Linked DNA regions of Mus musculus: region 1 is linked to region 2. A link is a loop called in an ENCODE intact Hi-C map of the cell type or tissue named here. Cell type or tissue: heart. All regions are shown on one strand. Links, peaks and the distances in the headings refer to the core of each region. The heading gives the core; the rest is flanking DNA. Region 1 overlaps Tapt1 (transmembrane anterior posterior transformation 1). Region 2 overlaps Prom1 (prominin 1).

Region 1 (8,336 bases), core at 175-8,174, 150 kb before region 2:
TCCAGGGCAGCAGGCATATTGGGTTGGGTCAGGACCTCTTTATCCCAATGACAATTTTCACTCAAATCACCATTTTAAAGACCTGTGTCCTAGAAGTTACAACTGTCTTGTGAGTTCTGTGAGAAACTATTTTGCTTATAGAAGTGTGAATTTAGGTAATACGTGCAGGTGGGACAGTTAATGCCTAAGGCTATGTAGATATTATGGTGATAACATAGCCATCAGACCATGTTTGGATGTTAGGCATACATCTCCACTAAGTAGCAGAGTTTGGTAAGCTATGAAAAGATCTATCTCACTCTCTTCTTAGGAGCTATACTGCTAAATTTATTGGTGAAAATGGAAAGTATAAATCAGTAAGAAACTGGGGAAAGGTTAAAGAAAATAGTAATTACTTCTGAAACTAATCAGAATAAGGCCTTCCAAGTATAGCAGTTGCCTATTTGTGTAAAATTATGTTAAACTTAATCAGTCTACAAAAAAATAAATTAAAAAAAACTGTTTTCAAACTAAAACTGTCTATTCCAGTCTTCTGATGAACAGGAAATGGAAAGGATGGGGTTAAAGGTAAGAAGCTTGTCTTACCTTAAGAAGATGTTACTTAGCCTGTCTGGTTTAAGAAGTGCCAGAAAGTCACAAAAGTTGAGTCTGAACAACCATCTTTTGAGGAGCTACTTCTAGGGATGGTAAACAGAAAACTCTGGAAGAGTCATAGAGGACTAATGTCCAGTTTCTTAAACTTAAGGAGTCAGGAAACAGTTTCTCATAATGTCTGAAGTTATATCTACAACTACCTAAAGAATCTCTCTCTTTTTCGTTCTCTCCCAATGTAGCTCATGTTCTTTGGAATATTTTTGTGCCTCGATGCCTTTCTGTATGTGTTCACCCTGCTTCCTTTAAGAGTCTTTCTGGCGCTATTCAGGCTCCTCACTCTGCCTTGCTATGGCTTAAGGTAAGTTTAGATCTTCGACTATTTTTAGTGTCTAAACGGTTTTATTACTTTTATAACTTGTAGAGTTGTTAGAATAAAGATGATGCATATGATTTCATTCATACTTTGGTTTTTGATGCATACACTGCCTATCTGTTCAATTTGTATTATATAATATATGTTTTATATATGCATTTTTTTCCAGAGAGGTTTTGAACCAAAACTCTGCTTTAGCTGGTAAACTGACACTGTTGTGGAGGCCATGGGTTGAATAGAAGAGGAACAGGGCTAGAAGTAGAAACTGACAGACCATGTTCTTAACCGGCTTGGACTAGGGCTGGGAGGCGTCCTGGCTTGCTTCATCTGTGAGAAGTTCAGGTTCTAATCGCCTAAGGAGCCGGCTCTACTACAGGCTTCCTCCTCCAGGTCACTTGTGTTAGTGGCCTATGAAGCTGTTGTCATAGACTTCTGGTTGGTGGCAGTTGATCACTCTGTAATGGCATCATTCTGATAGAAAATATCAGTCAGCCCAAACCAACTTGGAGAGCTAGTGTATTGTAATAAGTGTCTGCCTCCCCTAAGCTTGTTTCATATCTGCAAAAGAAGATATTGAGAGCTCAGTACCTGTCCCCCAAAACCTGGAGATAGAAAAAGTATATCAGTGGAGTGCATGACACACACTCACTCCTTATGCTGGCAGAGTGCCTGCCTACAGCAGCCCACAGTGCCAGCAGATGCCTGCCTACAGCTCCGAGTAATAAATACCAGTTTCTTGCATTTCTGTTCTAGCAAACTGGAAAGATGGAATGCAGTACTTACTGTGCATTTGTCCTTGGGGAACAGGAAGTTTGATTTGAGAGGTGGCCTTCTTGACAGTCGTGTCAGCAGGCCCCTGCTTTACATGGTCTCCCTGTACGAGCTACTGCTTAGCTTTAGCATTGTAGTTTGAGTTACAATTCTAAAATGTGTGCCGTTTGTAAATATTTTTAAAACATTTCAGTTTGAAAATGTAAAATGCTGAAATGGGTAATAATTTATGAGACTCCATTTAGTGACCATTCAGTGGAATATAACACTTGGAGTTATAGCTTCATCAATGAAGTTGCTAAAAAATTACTGGTCCATATTCAAAACTGTAAGTTCTGTTTAAAAGACTAAAGTCACAAAGATGTTTGTTTTGAAATAGAAAATGAAACGCAGCCCTTTCAAATGAGCCTTAATCCATTTTGATAAGAAATGCTTCTAATGTAAATAGAAATAATCAATAATATAATGATTAGGTTGTGAAAGGAATAAAAGTTACGATGAGCGAGATTGCAGAGAATATACAGTTTTAAGAATTCAGCCTCCCTCAGTGCTATAAAAGTTATTATTTGTATCTAAAATCTTTCTCATCTTGCAGAATGATATGAATTATGGCACGTTTAATTAATCATAAGTTAACCGGGTGAGATTCTTTTTAGGCATTTAAGCACCAATTTTAGGATCTGCCAAGTACTTCCTTTACTTTGAGGAGGGTTTAAAAGGGTTGCTCTCATTAGTCAGGCTTTTCAAAGACCTTGGTGGTGTTCTCCTACTAAAGCTGGTTGCTCTACTGTGGGCTCAGTGAGATGACATTTTAGTTACCTTTTCAGAAGGTGGGGGTGGGGGTGGGGAATCTTCCTGTGTGGCTGCATAGAGAAGTTGAATACAGGGAAATTAGATTAACCCAGTGTAACAGCCTGACATAAAGTAACTAAGAGCTTGCAGGGATTTTCACACATATTTTGTGAGCTAGGTTACCTTTTAGTTATTCCAGGATCAGCAGTGTTAAACAGGTTCATATCCCACCAATGGCATGTTCTGATCAGTTGTTGGCACCCTGGGAGAAAGCTTAAGAGGGTTTATAACCTAGAAACTCTTCCTTCTGGACTAGACCTTTTCTGTGTGGTTAGTATATAGGTGACATACAATTCATGATAATGGGTCTTGAGGCTCTTGAGTATGGAAGTCATCTTATCTGACGATGCATCTCCTTCTTCAGACATTGAATACTGCTTTATGCTCAGAGTCATTTCTGTTTCTCTGTCACTTGGAGAAGCAGGACATGTAAGCAGCATATAGCATACCCTTTCCATTCTGAGTATTAAGTATTGCAGAAAATAGGAATTCTTAAACCATCTACTGTAGTTTGCTTCACATAAATGATTGTTGCTTCCTAAAGCTAACATTTCTATAATAGTTTACATTTTTAGTGCAAAAAAGATGCTTGCTTTAAAATTGTATTTTGAAGCATTTTCAATCTAAATTATCTTCAGTGTCATTTAAAAAGTGCTTTCTATTTTCATGGTTTTATAGCTAAAAGGACTCTAGGGGGCAGCCTGTTATAAACAACTTGTAATATTCTATCTGCAATATTGGTTAACTGAAGTTACATTTTATGTTGTCATTTATATGATAAATGAAACATGAGGATGCAGTTAAAATTGTGCACTCAAATTTCAACCTTGAATCCTCTGTATGAGAGCAAGCAATATTACAGAAAATATGAAGTACTGCTTTTAATGTCTTAGTACCTTCAGTGTTCTGTATCTGAGTTAAGCAATGTGTTACTGGGAGCCACATTTATTTTCTCTGAACCATGAAAACAATGTCTCTGTGATTCTTTTTTTAAACATGGAACTGAAAATATAGTACACTTAAAAAGTGACTGAACAAAAAATACTGTTAATATTTTGCCCAAGGGCATTTAGGTATTTGTAGAATACCCAAAAAACATTTTATCGTTATGGAATTATTTAGAAATAGCTAAATGCCGCTGTCCTACAGCTTCCCTTCTATTGTTCTCTACTTCTGTTAAAGGTTATTAGATTTGTATTGCCTACAGCTGCTTCATGTTCCATCTCTCTCCAAAAAGCAAAGGTGCTCTTCCTTCAGTCTGACTTGAAACCTGCACAGAGGCCAATTGTCTGCTTTCCTCAGCCGTTATCATTCTCATCTCTTCTGTTTCAGCCATATTTTTTTTCTAGTCTCAATTTTTTTTTCTAAAAAGAGAAGAAAAGTGTGTCTGTTAATTAAACCCTGACATGGAAACAGTGTCTCCCCGCAGCAGGGTCAGCAGCAGCAAGACAGCACTGCCTTTGTCATCCTTGCGTGAGTGTCGTCTCCTCCTCTGCCAGACACTCTTTGCTGCAGCATCTCTGGGAGGCTTTTAAAGCAATCCAAACTTTCTGCTTTGAAGCTATTGCTAGATCTTCCTCTATCTTGATGTGTTTTCAGCTCTGGTTTGAGGTTTAGGTTGTGTTGCCACTTGTAACAATTGGGTGAATTGGATGAACAGGGATGTCACCTTTCATGAAGGATGATAAGCAGGAAGATTTTGTAGCCTGTTCAGTAACTTAGTCCTCATCCTGACTGCCCAGTTATCAGACCATTTTAACCAATTTCTTTTCTTTTCTTTTCTTTTTTTTTTTAAGACTTATTTATTTCACGTATATGAATACATTGTCACTGTCTTTAGACAGACCAAAAGAGGGCATCAGATCCCATTACAGATGGTTGTAAGCCACCATGTGGTTGCTGGGAATTGAACTCAGGACCTCTGAAAGAGCAGTCAGTACTCTTAACCACTGAGCCATCTCTCCATCCCCCATTTTGCCAATTTTCAAGCAGCTAAGATTGTGTTCCTTTGGAGCTGTTGGCAGGTGCTACTGTGCAATGGTGGGGTGCACTGCTACAAAGGATGCTGCAGTGCTCCTGTAGAAAGTTGATACCACTTCTCAGTGATCTCAGAAAGACTTGGTTGAACCTATTTCTGATGAATTAGCAGTCCTAACCCCTGCTGCCCAGTGTTTAATGAGGAAGGAAGGAAAAAAGGAAGGCATCTAGGGCCCTGGAAAGCTGGTTCGTTCTTTTTCTAGATAAGGTAAGATAGCTTCTAAATTTTAGAGAAAATTAGGATGATATTTTAATTGAAGATAGAAACAGAATTAGATTGTGATTCATTATGAGTTATCTGTGCTTGATAGCTACAGGTATCTTTCTAAGTTCATCTATGGGATCGATTAAAAATACTGAGCATGTGGTAGTTTACGTGGTATCAGTGTGAATACTGTCTCTTCCTAGAATTTCCATTATTTTGTGCTTTAGATTCTGTCACACTTAAGTCATACATTGAATGAGATTACAGAGGAAAATGGTAAAATCTAGAAGCCAGAGCTGATAGCTAGAAGTAAAGAAAGCACTTTTGAACATTATATGGTGCTAAGTAAGCTGACTGGATTTAGGAATGCTGGAGTGTTTTTCTTTTGCTATTAGAGTAAATAAAATTCAGGCAAGCACGTTTCCTGATCCCTTGTCTTGGTTTTAGACATAGCTCTCATTGAAGACGTCATTGACTTTTTTTCTTGTTTTAGGTTAGGAATATCTTTTCTTTTGACCCTGTAAGAGAGTTCTTATCTCCCAAAAGAACTATGAATTTCAAATTCTTAAGTTTCTTAACTTGTTGACTTTTCCTTCATGTGCCTTAAATTTAGTTGTGCTCAAACTAACTTTATTTGTGCTGTATAAATAGGCTTTTCTTTCCCCACACGAAGTTAAGCATTTGATTCTGGCCTGAGTAATTAATGCCACCACAAGAACATGAGTGTAGGAGAGCTCTTAGTGTCTTTGTCAGGGAAACAAGGATGTCCATTCTTTCCTCTGACCAAGGCTGATGTGTGCCACACCAGTGGGGAGAGAGAGAGAGTACATGGTTATGGAGAAAGCCTTCATAGCATCATCAGGTTTTGTCATCCCATGTTCCCCACCATGACGCTCAAAGTAGCGTAGCAACATTCCAACCTTCTTTCTTTCTTTCTCTCTTGTAAATCAGACCGAAGGGAGGAGCACTTTCACTTCCTTTATAGGATGGAGTGTGGTGGCACAGGGACTCCTTGTGGTGAGTAAACCCTGATTTTTCCTTTTATACTCTTGGCCAGATTGACCTCAGTACCAAAGCATAGGCACCAGCATAGCCACATAACCATTTGAGGATGGGACAAACTGAGGAAGATGTGCCGCCCAGCCTTCAGTAGCATCCTCACTTGGTCTTAAGCCTTATCCATGTCTATTCCAGTGTTTGACCACACTGTCACCATGAAAGTCACCATGAGATATTCTCTAATGACACCTCAGTCCTCACCTTAGGGCTAAGCCCAGCTCACTTGTTCCTAGAACCACTGTTTACTTTGTGTTATTCCAAACATAAATGGCGCTTCATAAATCAGCCACTTCATTCTAATTAATTAATTTAATGTACAAAAGAAGGTGTTAGCAATCGAGTGAAAAGTATTAAGTGATTATTTTTTACTCAGTGTCAGACTTAAATGATGAGTTTCTCAGTTCAGGAAAGCATCTTGGTCCTAATCCTTTGTTCCAGTTAACTTAAGACCATAAAGGGACTTCTCTTAAAAATATGAACCACATGAAATACACATTTTCAAACTTTCAATAGTATGTACGTGTCCCCTCCAGCCCTCAGTTATACATACTTTTCAGTGAAATGAGGCATGCTCACTCCTGGCCTCCGTCCATGGCTTGAAATGAACTGGCAGGAGGGCTCTGCTTGCCATTGTTGCCTCCTCTTCCTTCTTGATCTTGCCAGTCCCACTTCTTTTTATCAGTAGAGTATCAAGGCGTGGGGACGCCTCACAGGGAGCATCTTTCTCTGCTGCATAGTTCTACTTGCATGACTCTATGAGCACTTTAAACAGCTCAGAGATGTATAATAGTAAGACATATGACATGAAATTATCATTTGTAATTACTATGAAAGTATAGTAGAAGTATTTGTAGGGGTTAAAAGGTAAAATTTAGAAATGTAGAGAGTCTGCTTCTATATAGATATTTTTAACTTGAATATCTTTTAAGTTGTGTTAAATGTCTTATTTTTATTGGAAGTTCTATTGAATGTCTTATTTAATCTTATCTTGAGTGGCATGTAATAAAACTATTAGTCTAAACTAGGTTAGACTAATGTGGGTTTTTGTTGTTGTTGTTGTTTATTTGGTTGGTTGGTTGCTTTGGTTGGTTGGCTGGTTGGTTGGTTTGTTATTTTGTCCAGCATTCTCTTGAGATCTCCAGCATTTACTAAAGGAACTGCCTATAATTGGCTCTTTAACAGACATCATACCTAGGACTTGAGCCTGAAAGATTATCTAGGTGTCGCTCTGGGTTGGTTGGCAGCACTGTAGATAAGCTTCTTATGGAGTTTGTAGTGATTACTGATAGTCATCTAAAAATACCCTACAGAATAGGGGCAAGTGCTGTGGTTGGTTCACGTCGTTTTAATTAGGCAAACTCACTTGTGGTTAGATCTTGGAGAAGCTGCGATACAAATAAGCACTGTGTACAATGCTACTCGGGAAGGGGAGGGTGTGTTGTTTTGGTTTTGCTGCTTTCCTTTTTTATTAATGGGCACATGTGGAAAGAAAATCCTTGTTTTATAGACGTTGTAAAACAAGTTTTATGTTGTGTTGGAATAGTAGTCCTCCACTCTGAAAACCTGTAACTGCTGTAGCAGACAGTAAGATGTTAAGGCAGTGATAGAGAGCTGAGGACCCAGAGCAAGTACATTTGTTCTGTTTTCCACTGTGTATTTTAAAAATTAATAAAGTGAGAGGTATGTTTGTTTCTTAACATAATAATTTTCCATATGATAGGTTATATATGAGTTTGGAGGTTTTGACAGTCAGTGTTTGTAAACAGCCATGCCTGCATTGATGCCTTTCATTGTGCTCCCTGGCTATCAGTGGGATAATGCCCGTCTATAGTCCAGGGATGCAGGACCTTCTAGCGTTTCTCCTCTTGATATCTAAATTAGAAATGTTTGCTCTTGACAGAAGAACCACTGTTCCCAGTCCCAGCCTCATATAGAGTATAGGGCATGAAGTCTCCTCGATCATCAGTTAGCCCTTGGCAGGGAAGTGTGATCTCAGCTGGGTGTGAGGGAAGGAAAGAAAAAAAATGTACCCTGCTTTCCATGGAAAATCAGGAAGAAAGTAATGATGGAGGTAGTGCTAGGTGCACTTCAGCTCAAAGCTCTAGCTTGAGCTGCAAAGAAAAAGCAATCAGCATCCCACATCTTTTGGAGGGCTTGGGATCTGACTAGCAAAGCCAGGCCTGTCTTGATAAGCTCACTACATGGCTTCCCACCTGCTTTTTTTTTTTTTTTTTAAGATTTATTTATTTATTTATTTATTTATTTTATGTATATGAGAACACTATAGCTGTACAGATGGTTGTGAGCCTTCATGTGGTTTTGGGAATTGAATTTTGGACCTCTGCTCGTTCTGGTCAACTCTGCTTGCTCAGTCCCTACTTGCTCCAGCCCAAAGATTTATTTATTATTATATGTAAGTAATAATAGCTGTAGCTGCCTTCAGAC
Region 2 (8,336 bases), core at 185-8,184:
GCTGTTTAAAATTTCAATAAGTAACTTTTAAGAAGGAAGAGCTCCGTGACTGCTCGCTAAAAGCATCTGTTTGGCTTTTCACTGGCCAATTTCATGAAGGCTGTAGACGGGGAAAAAATTGCTTCATTTTCTAAAGATTTGGCCTATAAAGCTCTTTTTTTTATTTAAAAAAATTTTTTTTAATTTTTGACATAATCTTACTTCTCACCTTTCTTCCCTCTAAACCCTCTCATTTACCCCTTCTTTCTCTCTTTCAAATTCATACCTTTTTTTTCATTACTTGTTGTTACATGCATATATGTGTTTGTATATACATATATTTTCTTTTATAAATTTATTTATATATTATTATTAATCATTCCATTTGTTTACATCTCAAATGATATCCCACTTCCACCACCACCCCATCCCACATCTGCCCTCCCCCTCCCTCTTTAAAAGCTCTTAAGTCTATATTTGTAAGTGTGTGAGATTATTTTCCACAGTATACAAACAATTCATAATGCCATTTATCCTAGGAATAAAAGTTCCTGTCTTCTGCGCAGAATCTGAAGACATTTTACTCTACCTCACCAAAGCACCTATTTGGTAGTTTAAGGAGAGTTACATCTGGTTCCACTGACGGGGCATGCATTGATGTTTTATGGCTTGTTTGCCTTGGGTCATTCTTTTCTCAGTGTCTTCATGCCCTAGGCATTGACTGGTATCTGTTACAATGAAGAAAAAATAATTTATGTGGCTCTAATATTTGCTTTAAAGTACAATGAATAACAGCGAGTGTCTAGCTCGATGGCAAATAGAGGCATTCATTCTCTATTTAGTTTAAATGAAAGGTTTAAGTTAGAGCTCATAACTAGAAACTAGCATTGGTCAACACAGTAAAGTCTTTATCAGTTGCTAGTATTTGCTCATTGGGAGGTTTATGTAAGAACTCAGTTTACAGGTGTTTGCTGGGAAGTTCCTTTGCGGCGTTACTTTGGAGAACTACAGAGAAAATGTTCTGCCAGCCACCTGCCATCTTCCAGGTCTCAGGCCACCCTGTTTCCTCTCTTTCTTTCTGACCATGAGGGCTTTTGAACTTGTTATTTTAAACATTGTTGTTGTTGTTGTTCTCACCGTTGGGTGTTTTATATTCATGTGTCTGCATTTTGTGCATGCCTGATGCCTGCAAAGGCCATATCCTCAGGAACTGGAATCACAGAGTGACCATGTGGGTGTTGGGATTTGAACCTGGGTCCTCTGGAAAGGCATCCTTGCTAACTGCCAAGCAGTCTTCCCAGCCCTTGGAGTTGTCATTTTTTTAACCCAAACATAAACATTTACACTGGAAATTTGCTTGGAAAGTTGTTGAGATCATTTGCAGAACTCTGTTTAGCACAGACTTTGTTGTTGTTGTTGTTGTTGTTGTTGTTAAAGTTATTGATAGCATGATTTTGATCGTCTCTAGCCGGGCTTTCTAGAACTGCGTTCTTGACAGTTGAAAGGTTTGGAAAGGATATTTTCTGAAAGGTTGTACGGCAGTTCGTTGATCTGAGTGACTTTCTTGTGAGTAAAGTCATATAGAATAAAGGACAAGGGCAGTTTCTGACATCTACGCTGAGCACACAGCAAGTGTCAGCAGATCAAGTTTAGAACAAACCTTCAAGCGTTCAGGAATGAGGACAGGCCACATAAGGCAAAGTTGACGGGGAGGAGGTTACGACCTCCTTTTAGGGGCATTGAACTTAGGTATAACTAAGAGTAAACCTCGGCAGGCATTGCGACACACGACATCACAGATTCCTGTGGCGGAGCTCCTTTCATGGGGATGGACAGGAAAAGGTCAATAGGAAGTGGTGAACTTCCTGGTCCACTTTGACTTATTCCATGACCAAATGGGTCTGTTGCTTGGTAGAAGGAATGACTGAGATCATTTGTAGCATGCAGGGAGAGAAAGTCTGATTCCCCAGGGTGGATACCAGCTCTACTTAGGGGTGATTCTAACTTGTCACAACCCAAATATTTGAACCTGGCTTAGTTAAATAAAGACCCTGGTATATTACCAGGTTTCAGTTCTTGTTTGTGTGTGTGTGTGTGTGTGTGTGCATGTGTGCCTTGCACATAACTCTAAAATCATCGAGTCACTAACCTAGCTTAGGATTAGGGTGTCTTGCTCACCAGTAATGAATATAACTGAGGTACACTGTCTGCTTCATAAGTGTAGGACAGAGAGTAGTGGGTCATATGGCAGTTCAAAGGGTACAGGACGTTTTGTCTTCATTTTCTGAGGTTGCACTAAGATGGGACTCAAGCTTTAGAATAAACAAGTTCCCAGGGAATTTGTGGACATCCCCCAAGCCCTTCTCCTTTGCAATATGAGCAGTGTTTATACATCCTAGGGTGGATTCCAGCTGGTTTATAATATCAGCTCCAAGCTGCCCTGGCTCCAAGCTGGCTGAAGCTCAGATAGAAAGAAAGGTCTTCACGGAGTTAGTGGGGCTGGGGGCTGGGGGGTGAAGTGGGGGGATGGGGAGTGGGGAGGTGGTGGGAGGCGGAGTGGGGATGAGGAACCAGGTCCAAGTCACATGTTCTGGCTCTCCTAATTCCACCATAGCTCACTAGGCTGAGTTAAGTACTGTTCAATGTCATGTGCCACATAGGCATGTTAGTGTCACTGGCAGCCCGAGAGGAACTGTGTATTATTGTCACAGGAAGACAAGTTTTAAGAACGAGAAACCACATACGAACTAAGCACTCCTCCAGATGCAACAGTACTTTTTATTTGTTTAGAATTTTTTTTTTTTTTACTATGTGTCTGTGTCTGTGGCTATGTGTGATTATTTGTTTATATGTGTGTATCTGTGATTATGTGTCCATGTGTGTATGTGTCTGGGGGGGAGGGGGGGATATGAGCACTGGAATGTGGATGCCCTTGAAAGCCAGAGGCATTGGCTGCCCCAAAGCTGGCAATACAGTTGGTTGTAAGCAGCCCCTCAGGTGCTATGAACTAAACTTGGGTTCTCTGGAAGAACAGTTGTGAAAACTTTCTTCCTGTTGAGCCATCTCTCCAGCCCCATGGAGCAGTACTCTTAAACAGAGTGAATATATGTCCTGGGACTTGGATTTTGTTGTTGTTGTTGTTCATTTGTTTGTTTGTTTGGGTTTTTTTGTTGTTGTTTTGTTTTTGGTGACATGGGATTTTTTCAATGCAAAAAGGCAGGATGCCTGTTATCCCACTGGTACGGAGATTGCTTGGTAACTTGATAGGCTGTTCCATGTTGTTTCCCCAGGATTTATTTGGTACTTGCTAACCTGTTCTTAAAGCATATGCACATTGTACACTGGATACAAAAATAACAGTTTTGGTCTTTTCTGTCTGTGGGTAAAACGGGTTGTGCTATTTATTAATTCCTTGCTGCCCTCTAGTGGTCAGATTGAAAAGTAGTTTGGGTTTTAGCTCCCCTGCCTTGAGGGGTTTGTTTTAATTTTGAGACAAGGTCTCTTTGTGCAGCTCAGGTTAGTCCGGAGCTCTGAGGTCTTCTCACTTTGCTCTTCCAAGTGTCGGGATAATGGGTGTGTGCTACCATGCCTGGCTGAGCCTTTACTCCTGCAGCCGATAAAATTCTAAGGTTCAGAGGCCCTCAACAAATGAACCAATTTGTATAACTCAAACCAAGAGATTGATAGTGGCTAATGAGCACAAGCGCTTTTAGTACCCTTAAATTCAGTCTTTTGAGATAAGTGAGGAAGAAGGTTTTAATTTCCACATAGGCTAGTCTTTCCTGCAAGGTGACTATGTGAAGGCGTTTGGAATCCCTTATGATGTGTATTTTATGTAGAGAAAAGTATTTTCTTCATAAGTACATATTCAAGAATTTCCCTGAGGAAAATACAACCCTCAGCAAGAGAACCAGGACATTTCTAGCACCACCGTTTGGGTGGATTTTGTACTTCATATGTGTGGTGTGTTCACTTCAAGTTGTCATCTTGACATAGCCTGGTGTCATGTGGGAGGAAATCGCTGTGGGTGTATTTTACCCCAGCAAAAGGGAAATGACATTAAGTCTTCCCACAGTGCTTTAATGCTGAAATACCTTATTTCTTTTCAATCTGGACAACACAGAAACTAACAATTAAATGAAGAAACACCAGACATCCCAAGTCCCTCTTCCCATTTTGTTATTTCCCTCTTCTATGACGGTAGCTAAGGTGCGTGATAATGTTTGTGTGGGTGTAAGAGGATATACCCACAAGGTGCATGCATGTATGTGTGAGCACATACACACAGACACACACACACACAAACACACACTCAAACACCTAACACAGCCTATGCCTTTGTCACTGTCCTTCCAGCATTTGTTGTGAACACTGTTCATTTATGAGAGCCATAACACAGTACTCCATCCTAAACAGAGATGTGTCTTCAGAGCCTTAGTCCTGTTTTGTGTTTTGGTGGTGTGCAATGGTGGTCTTAGTAGGTAGGTTGTAGTGGAAGGTGGTGGAGGTGGCCGTTCGTCGGCTCCTGTGCTGCTGAGGATATTGGATCCTAGCCAACACTTTTCTCTTTCCCTACAGCCTTGGCATTATATATGGCTTTGTGGCTAACCAGCAGACCAGGACTCGGATCAAAGGGACCCAGAAACTGGCAAAGAGCAATTTCAGAGACTTTCAAACACTCCTGACTGAAACACCAAAGGTAAAAACCTACAGCCTGCGCATTCCATGGCGCTTTGTGTGAGCTGCTCTGAGTACCTGTGTGTGCGTTTAGCAGCACAGCCAAGCCTTTTAACAAGTCAGTGAACCCACGTGGAAAGCCATTGCCCTTTAATGATGCAGATGAAGAAACATAACCAGAGAGTTCAAAAAGCATGGAAATGTGGTTTCCATAGCTTTAAGATATAGGTGTCTTATTTTGCTCTATTTTATTTAGGCATAACAAAAATCACTGCACATATACAAGTACCTAACAATTTTAAGTGTCTCACTGTGGGTTGCTTTGTTTTTTGTTTGTTTGTTGTTGTTGACATTGTTGGATGGATGCTCTTGCCTTTGTTTGGTGCGTATAGTTAACCCCTTATCATTTACATAGCTACTATTAAGATAGAATTCACTAGCTTTATGCACACCTGATTATTATTATCTGTGTAGGTGTGTCAGTCTATTTAGGAAGGACTTTCTTCTCTCTCTCTCACACACACACATACATACACACACATCTCTCTAACACACACACACACACACACACACACACACACACACACACACACGCACACACCATGTCACTTTGGAAGACAGCAAACAGAATGGCTGAAGGCAGTGATGGGCAAGCCTGTTTTGTCCTCATCCGAGGAGTGTGTTGATGTATCGCCGATACAGAATATGACTTGGAAAGTACCTGAGCAGGAACCGGCCTAAGCGTGTGAAGCTCATGGGTATTGGCATTGGTGGGGAGTCTCCCCAAAACCATGGATCCTTGAACAAGGTGTGGCCTTCTGAGTTGACTCTGTCCTTAAAATGCTGTGCATCAAGTGTGTCAAGAAGCTGGAAGTAAAAGGCAGAGGCATTTGGGAGGGGGAGAATAGAGAGCTTAACCCTGCCTGGCTTTGCAGGTCGCACTGGTAGAACTACCTTTCTCCCACCATGTAAACAAAAGCTCATGCTTGTCATGTGACATCTTAAAGATTCCACAGAACCCCCCCGCCCCCCCCCAATGCCAAAAGTAACAACAGTGCCCCTGAATACTAGGCTGTCTCTCATCCTTTTATAAAGAGAGTAAATTCCTCGGGCTTTGGGGAAACTTAACCTGGTTGGACATATGCGAAGACCTCTAACAAACAGAAGTTTTACAGATAATTGAACAGGCAACTGACAGACAGAATATAGCTGTCTCCAAACAGAACAAGACGTTTCACGTCTGGTAATCAGGGAAATGAAAATTTAAACTCTGAGTTGTGTTCCCTGGGAAGGTTGGCAACCCTAGAAGAATGTTAACCCAGCCTCGCAGAGAAGCAGGCCACCATAGATAAGAAGATAAGTACTCCTTAAGACCACTCAGGAATAGTCAATATCGTGGACTCACGCATCAAAACTTTAGAAGGTCTTCTTGTTCATTGTTTCTTGAGTCTGGGCTGTCTCTGTGACCTGTTTATGACCAGAAGAGCACAGTGGACATGACCTTGGGCTAGTCGGAAACATCTAGGAGCCTTGCATCGAGTACCTATCAGCCTCTCCTTGATGGTGATCCTAAGGATATCTTGGGAAGATACCCAGGCTGGTCACTAAGAAGATGCAAGAACGTATGGAGAGAGACAGACCCACCTCTGATCATGCATTCAGTCCTCACCATGAGCCGTCTAGCTGGTCCACAGAACCGTGAGACATAAGACATGGCCACAGCTAGTAAGTTTATAATAAGTAAGCACAAGAGATAAGTTTGTAATAGGCGGTAAAACGTGGGAGTACCAGATGAGCGTTCACCACCTCTTAGCTATTTCTTTTTCAAAGTGCTCAGAGTTAATATATATATATTTTAATCTTAAGTCTTAAATGCTATCTTTGTATAATGACTTTGCACCTCAAAGGGCAGATGCCATGTAACTTTCTTTTCCAGCAAATTGACTATGTAGTGGAGCAGTACACCAACACCAAGAACAAGGCATTCTCAGACCTGGATGGTGAGTAGCAATAAAAGATGGTTTGCACTTTTGTTGTTAAGGCTCAGAAGATGCCTTAGCTGCCTCCCTCCTATAAAGCACAGACCAAAAGAGGAAGCAACTAAAGGTAGGAGGAAGACGGGACGAGCTGTAGAACTACTGTGTGTTTACCACTGGACATTGGATGGTTCAAATCCAACTTTTAGGGACGAGAGAGATGGCTTTGTGGTGCATAGATCTTGTTGCTCTTGTAGAGAACCTATGTTTTTTTTCTCAGTACCCACATGGAGGCTCACAACCATCTATAACTTCAGTTCTAGGATATCCAATGCCTTCTGCTTTCCTCAAGGATAGCAGGCATACATGTGGTACCCAGACATATACACAGGCAAACACTCATCCGCATAAAAAAGGCACTCAATGTTTAACTTCAGTTTCACAAGCATAGGGACTTAGGTTTCTGTTTTAAAATTTTACTTTGCAGGGCCAGGTAGTGGTGGTGTACACCTTTAATCCCAGAACTTGAAAGGGAGAGTCAGATATATCTTTGTGAGTTCAAGGCCAGCCTACTATACAGAGTTAGTTCCAGGACAGCCAGGGCTACGCAAAGAAGCACTGCCTCAAATAATAATAGTACTAGTAATAGTACTAGTAATAATAATAATAATAACAGCAGCAGCAACAATAACAACCAAACAAACACAATTTTATGTTGTTTATTGCCAAGCCTTTCCTTTCGTCGTTTTTCATGCAGAAGAGGATGTTCAGCCTTGCTAAAGCCTCATTAAATGGGCTTTAGAAACAGTCTGGCACCATTCTTTGCTGGGCCACCTCTCGTTTGAGTTCACGAACCAGGTGACATTTGTCAGCATTTATGGGAAGGAGTGGGGAGGGGCAGTGGTACTGATATCTGTGGGCCAAGGCAGAGGCTGCTTCTCCCATCCTGCAGTGCACAGGACAGTTTACCCCCAGCAAGCAGTACCTGCTCCCAAATGTAAGTGGGATTGCAGTGGAGAAATCCCAGTGGAGATGCAGAGCTGGAGACAGTGGTAGACTCCTGGGGTGTGAGGAGAGCTCGTGAGAGCTGAAGGAGAAGCAGCCCTGGCCTCATGAACGCCTTTGCTTTGAATCCAGGCATCGGCTCCGTGCTGGGAGGCAGAATAAAGGACCAACTAAAACCCAAAGTAACTCCTGTCCTCGAAGAGATTAAGGCCATGGCGACAGGTAAGCATGGTGGCAAAGGTGACCAAGAATAGCCCACCCTGGCTTCCTGGCTTCCCAGGGTCACTCACTTTGACTTGCATGTGTTCCGGTGGGTAGGGATGAGAAATATAATCTGGCCGTGCAAAAAGGTCTGGCAAAAAGACAAGAGCTGCCTCAGGATGTGTATTTTTTTTTTAAAAAAAAAAACTTGTGCTAAACCTATGGTACTGGAAAAACAAAGCCATTTGAGGTAATAGTGACGCAATTTGTTAGGGGTTGGCTACTTGTTTATGTAAATAAAGTTTTATTAGAACACAGTTGTGTGCACATGCTTATGTATGGTTGATGGCTGGTTTTGTGCTGAAGTGGCAAAGTTTTTGGTTTCTGAGAAGATTAGACCCACGAAGCTTATAAGTCATTTACTATCTGGACTTTCAACAAAACATCTGTTGATGTGTTGGGTGTGGTAGCAATTCTGTAACCTTGGCATTAGAAAGT

What was found. Hi-C counts contacts between places; a loop is a spot of excess contacts. Peaks named below come from ENCODE experiments on the same cell type or tissue, not always from the same donor. Only the 100,000 strongest peaks of a DNase experiment are listed, where the experiment ranks them.
Region 1: a loop joins it to region 2, with 7 times the contacts of the local background. A loop is called at or near these places in 9 of 42 quality-filtered maps.

What each region holds. Positions count from the first base shown.
Region 1 is chr5:44,196,826-44,205,161 of GRCm38, reverse strand. It overlaps Tapt1 (transmembrane anterior posterior transformation 1), which reads left to right. Exons shown (of 14, transcript NM_173764.3): 3 at 834-952. Among named protein-coding and RNA genes, the nearest start is that of Tapt1, 26 kb to the left of the region's middle. In heart, for the core only: a CTCF peak has its summit at 3,291 (motif pointing right); no DNase peak of the experiment used is centred there.
Region 2 is chr5:44,043,840-44,052,175 of GRCm38, reverse strand. Prom1 (prominin 1) reads left to right here. Exons shown (of 28, transcript NM_001163577.1): 6 at 4,558-4,678; 7 at 6,593-6,656; 8 at 7,770-7,859. Among named protein-coding and RNA genes, the nearest start is that of Prom1, 54 kb to the left of the region's middle. In heart, for the core only: a CTCF peak has its summit at 3,409 (motif pointing left); no DNase peak of the experiment used is centred there; H3K27ac peaks cover 222 bases.